2 separate regions of the Homo sapiens genome follow, and region 2 is linked to region 1. A link is a loop called in an ENCODE intact Hi-C map of the cell type or tissue named here. Cell type or tissue: chondrocyte. All regions are shown on one strand. Links, peaks and the distances in the headings refer to the core of each region. The heading gives the core; the rest is flanking DNA. Region 1 overlaps LOC124900191 (a long non-coding RNA gene). Region 2 overlaps ARSB (arylsulfatase B).

The links. Peaks named below come from ENCODE experiments on the same cell type or tissue, not always from the same donor. Only the 100,000 strongest peaks of a DNase experiment are listed, where the experiment ranks them.
Region 2: a loop joins it to region 1, with 2.1 times the contacts of the local background. A loop is called at or near these places in 1 of 110 quality-filtered maps.

What each region holds. Positions count from the first base shown.
Region 1 is chr5:78,746,357-78,749,271 of GRCh38, reverse strand. The region is part of intron 3 of LOC124900191 (a long non-coding RNA gene); the gene reads left to right. Among named protein-coding and RNA genes, the nearest start is that of LHFPL2, 99 kb to the right of the region's middle. In chondrocyte, for the core only: no CTCF peak of the experiment used is centred there; a DNase peak (open chromatin) is centred at 1,125.
Region 2 is chr5:78,907,427-78,910,341 of GRCh38, reverse strand. The region is part of intron 4 of ARSB (arylsulfatase B); the gene reads left to right. Among named protein-coding and RNA genes, the nearest start is that of ARSB, 76 kb to the left of the region's middle. In chondrocyte, for the core only: a CTCF peak has its summit at 1,779; no DNase peak of the experiment used is centred there.

The DNA.
Region 1 (2,915 bases), core at 92-2,591:
AGGCTTAAATGAGTTATCTGCATGCAAGTGCCTTGTTTAATGATAAAATGTTGTCTAAATGTTAAACATAATTACTAATCCAAGCACCTTGCTCTTAAAAAAACAAAAAAAGTTCCCTTGTGCACCCTGCCAGTCAATCCACTCTCCCCCGGGGAACCACCACTCTGCCCCCTATCATCATAGATTGTTTCAGAAACCTAGATTTGAACCCCAGTGCTGCTCACTGTAACTGATGAATTTAAACCAAGTACCTTATTTCTCTGAGTTGCAGTTTTGTAAATGCAGTAAAATGGGTTGTTTTTTGTTTGTTTGTTTCATTTAAAGGCCAGGCTTAATGGCTCACGCTTGCAATCCCAGTGCTTCAGGAGGCTGAGGCGGGAGGGTGGCTTAAGCCCAGGAGTTTGAGGCTACAGTGAGCTATGATGGTGTGACAACACTTCAGCCTGGATGAGAGAGAAAGACCCTGTCTCTAAAAAATATTAAAATAAATAAACTTACATTGGAGGGTTGTTGCAAAGTATGCTAGGGTAGTAAGATAAGCTTTCTAATAAAGAGCCCTAACATGTAGCAAGCTAAGGAGCAAGCAGTTTATTTCTGTCACAAAACCACCCAGGATGGATGCTCTGGAATGGTGAGTGGCTTGGACACCAACTCTGATAAACAACTTGTGTTTTTTGTTTGTTCGTTTGTTTGTTTGTTTTTGAGATGGAGTCTAGCTCTGTTGCCTAGGCTGGAATACAGTGGCGTGATCTCTGCTCACTGCAACCTCCGCCTCCCAGGTTCAAGCAATTCTGCCTCAGCCTCCCGAGTAGCTGGGATTACAGGCGCCTGCCACCACACCCAGCTAATTTTTGTATTTTTAGTAGAGACGGGGTTTCACTGTGTTGGTGAGGCTGGTCTCAAACTCCTCACCTCATTTTCTGCGCACCTTGACCTCCCAAAGTGCTGGGATTACTACAAGCGTAAGCTACGAAGCCTGCCCAACTTGTGTTTTAAGACCACTCCATGTTCCACCAGCTCAGCTAACAGGAAAGGAGGAAGGAACATCAAAGAGGCAGCCTGCTTTCTAAAAGCTCTGGCTGGAGATTGGCAGGCCCTTGCTCAGCTTCCATTGGTGAAAGTGTGGTCACATGTCCTCACCTGGCTTCCAGGGTGACCGAGGAATGCAGTCCCAGGCTGGACAGCCATGTTCCAGCTACGACTCTTGGAAGAGGAGAACAGATTGTGGTGTAGAGCTACTGCATAAGGAGTAAATGAGAGAATGAGGGTAAAGAGCTTAGAATAGTCCCTGAAATGAGGTAGTAATCAAATATCAGCTGTGTTGATATTATGCATTCTCTCATGCAGTAGGAATTAGAAAAGAAAGCTTTTTCTCAAACTAGGCCACACAATGACTCTTTCAAGGAAAAATGTACTGATCTCATGATCGTATTCTGCCAGCTTCCTTGGCAGCTCTGAACGCATTTCTTAGCTCCTTTTCTCTAAAGGTCTCCATTCTTCTGCCCCAAAGAGCTTCTAAAATAATCCCTAGAGTGACAATCTTGAAAGACAGGCCATGGAGCAAGTTCAGCCTCATCTGCTGAAATGCCCCCTTATGAGATGAGCAAGAAGAGAAGACAATTAAAAGATGATAAATGGGCATCAGATTTGCTCCATTTCCCAGCCTAGTTTTGGCCTCACTATGAATTCATGCAGACCAGTGTGGAGACCCTGGGAGTTTTTTTCCTGTTAACCATGGCACTGACTACCTCCCATCCTGCTGGCAGACTTGTGGGGAGGGGGTGTGTGGTGGGCACCTGGCAAAAGAGGAGATCTGAGATTGATTGATGGGAAGCCTTCCAATGCCATAAATAATGCAGCCCTGAGTCCCATTAGCCATGGAAATTCGCAACAAGTAACTAATGAAGTCTTTAATTATGAAGCCTAGCTATTTAGTGTTCCAAGAAGGCACGGTTCCTAATAAATACTCTGGCAGAGGCCATAAGCAGGGGGTGGGCTGTGTTGTGTGGCTGGTCGAGTATATGAGAGACCACCCACAAGGCCGAGATGGCAGAGCAGCTGGAGTGTGGCTTGTTTGTGACCTCAGCAGATGGGCTGCCAAGGAAAAAAAGTTCCCGACTGCCCTTTTCCCTGCCCCTTACCCCGCCCTCTGGACCGCCCAGACGCGTGTGAGGAATTGGGCCATGGCTATGGCCAGCCCACCTGCACGCAGCTCATCCACAAACATTACCTGGCTCCTTAACGACTTGTTTTGAGCATTTCCACCAGTTAATTAATTTGCAGGTTCACCTGTTAGCTGTGAATAGGATGTGATTTCTTCCATCCTGCTTGTTACGGCTTCCAACTGTGACCATGTGCAAGCATTGCTTGGGGAAGAAAAAGTAGGAATGATTCTATCCTCTACATAGATTATGAAAAAAAAAATGGGGAAACCAGGAAGCACTTCTTATAAAAGTGCATTCAAGGTAGAGATGTCCGGTTTGGGGGGGCAAATGGATTCCCTAAGACTGTGTCCACAATACAACATAAAATGGAGGCAATTCTCCAGATCATTTGGGCTGAAATTATTTTACTGAAAGATCCAGAAAGTTGAAGCTGGGTTGCTTTTACATTTATTTTTTGTTTCTAGTCTGACTGGTCCAGAAAATTACCTCAATTTTCCAGCTCACTTCACTTGTCCGGCCAACTTACGGGGAACTCAGTTAATTGCTTTGTTCCTGACAAGGTTCAAATCTCAAGTCCAAGAAATGTGGCTTCTAGAGGCAGCCCTGGTGTGCTTGGGCCATCCCAACACTGCCTTCCCAATGACTGGAGGGCATCAGCGCTACATTGGGGTAGGTGATGGAGAGAATGCCATGTCATCTAAAAACTAAGAGCCATATAGACCCCACCATAGACTTCCAAGGGAATTATCA
Region 2 (2,915 bases), core at 262-2,761, 160 kb before region 1:
ACCTGTGGGTATTTCTCATCGGGTGGGACGAGAGACTGAGAAAAGAAATAAGACACAGAGACAAAGTATAGAGAAAGAACAGCGGGCCCAGGAGACCGGTGCTTAGCATACAGAGGACCTGCACCGGCACCGGTCCCCGGGTTTCCTCAGTATTTATTGATTACTATTTTCACTATCTCAGCAAGAGGAATGCGGCAGGAGAACAGGGTGATAGTGGGGAGAAGGTCAGCAAGAAAACATGTGAGCAAAGGAATCTGTGTCACAAATAAGTTCAAGGGAAGGTACTATGCCTGGATGTGCATGTAGGCCACATTTATGCTTCTCTCCACCCAAACATCTCAGTGGAGTAAAGAGTAGCAGAGCAGCATTGCTGCCAACATGTCTCGCCTCCCGCCACAGGGCGGCTTTTCTCCTATCTCAGAATTGAACAAATGTACAATCGGGTTTTATACCGAGACATTCAGTTCCCAGGGGCAGGCAGGAGACAGTGGCCTTCCTCTATCTCAACTGCAAGAGGCCTTCCTCTTTTGCTAATCCTCCTCAGCACAGACCCTTCACGGGTCTCGGGCTGGGGGGATGGTCAGGTCTTTCCCATCCCACAAGGCCATATTTCAGACTATCACATGGGGAGAAACCTTGGATAATACCCAGTTTTCCTGGGCAGAGGTCCCTGTGGCTTTCTGCAGTGCATTGTGCCCCTGGTTTATCGAGAATGGAGAATGGCGATGACTTTTACCAAACATACTGCCTGTAAACATTTTGTTAACAAGGCACATCCCACACAGCCCTAGATCCCTTAAACCTTGATTCCATACAACACATGTTTCTGTGAGCTCAAGGTTGGGGCAAAGTTACAGATTAACAGCATCTCAGGGCAAAGCAATTGTTCAGGGTACAGATCAAAATGGAGTTTCTTATGTCTTTCCCTTTCTACATAGAGACAGTAATGGTCTGATCTCTCTCTCTTTTCCCTACAACTTAAGAACACAGACACAGATTATTTTTTAAAGTTATTCTTAAACATGTGGAATTACTTTATAATAAACCCAAAAGTTGCTGTTGTTAGAGGGAAATTTTTACTAAGTCAAGTACTCTCTGGAAAAAAAAATGTGTGAGCATAAGCTAATATCATAAATGAAATGATGAAGAAGAGGATAAGGGCACATGGTCCTAAGTGAGGAAACTTTGACCCAGAAACCTTTTGCAGTGACAGAAGTAGACCAAGAGTCCAAGTCTCCATGCTTCCAATTCAGTATTCCTTGCATGAAATGTCACTGCCTTTCGAGACTATACCGTTTACCTAATTGGTTGGATCTTTGTCAAGAGCTTGATCCAAGTGGAGTTTCTTTGTTTAATATATAAAGCATTTGCAAGTCCTTTCAAGGGCAGCACATAGTTTTATTTAACTCCCTCAAGCCCTCTCACCTCTGTCAAGTTGCACCAGGAAATTCAAGGTCTAGCCAAAGGCCCCCAATGAGTTAAAAACCCAACCATCCTGCAGAGTAGAAGAAATTAATGTCAAAACCAGATGTTCCTCTGTGGGCCTTGCTGGATTCATAAGTCAGGATAAAGCCAGCGTGGATGCATGCATGTCAAAAAAAAAAAAAAAAGTCTTGGCCAGTGTTGTAGAGAAATGAAGTGTTGTTTCATCTGCAGTTCCTCTCCAGTCCTTGCTGGTTGGGAGCACTGGCTCCCGGGAGACTGGTGGCCCTGACACTCAAGCCATTAACTGAGAATGCTCTCTAATCCCTTGTTTTCATTGTTGGTGTTCCGGCCAGGCTGCCCGCACAGAGCCTGCCCGTTTTCATTGGCTGCAGGAATTGTTATTGGAGTGGCTGACAGCTGTCTGCCAGGCTGCCTGAAACTGCCTTCCTGTGCTCTCCGCTGCTGCTCCACTTCACAGCGCTATTGTTCCTGTTGAGCCTTTTCTTAAAATCTTTCCCAGCTGTATCCTGATATGGTAAACCACTTAAATTAGCTCCAGATTGTTCTGTTTATTTTGTGTTAGATAAGCGACAAAATACAGTCCCAGCGGCAGACCAAGAGGAGAGTGGAAGTCGGGGGAGGGGGGTCAGAGGACACAAGGTCTTTTACAACACAAGGTAGAGTTCCCAGACAAAACTGTGAGAGGCACAAGTATGATACAGTCACTGGCCTGACCATTTATACGTGACTCTGATGGGCCAGGTGAGCAATAACGTTGCATCTGCGCACACCTCATTCCAGAAAAGAAAATCAAGACCCCAGCATACAGCTACACTGGAAGGGAGCTAAATTTCTATTATTGGAAATAGACACAGTATTGCTGTCAGGTTGGTTGCCATGCCAGCTGTCCAGGTACCATGCTTGATGCCCTGATTACCACAAGACTTCCCCCTTCCCCCTGCTTTTAATTATCCTTCTGTAGTGCAGTGTATGGTAACTGATGGGCTCAAAACTGGCCCACATTTGCCAGTCTCCCTATATGCTCAGCACTTGAAAATGAGTCTTCTCTGCTGTAATTTAAAGCTAGAAATCCAAAGACATTGAGTCACCAGCATAGGTATTTTCCACACAGCTGCAAGTGAAACTTCACAATGGACTTGGCCGCTATTTGCTTACACTTGCCATCTGTGCAACCGCTCTACCCGTGGCCTCCCCCGCTTTGTGGTTGTCTTCTAACAGGAGCAGTCCACGCAAAGCCTTCCTGAATACTTAACAAAATTTTAAAAAATATAATAGATACTGTCCTAGCATGAAGGCGCTGCCTTTGTGATTTTTAGGAATTAACCCAAATAAAATATGAAAAATAAACTACCGAGTGCTTTAACGCAGCTAAAGCATGCAAGCAAAACCAGCAACCAGCTGAGTTCCGACAGTTACTGAGAGTTTTGTATGTGGTAATTCAAGACTCCCCAGGAAAGATCTCATGACTC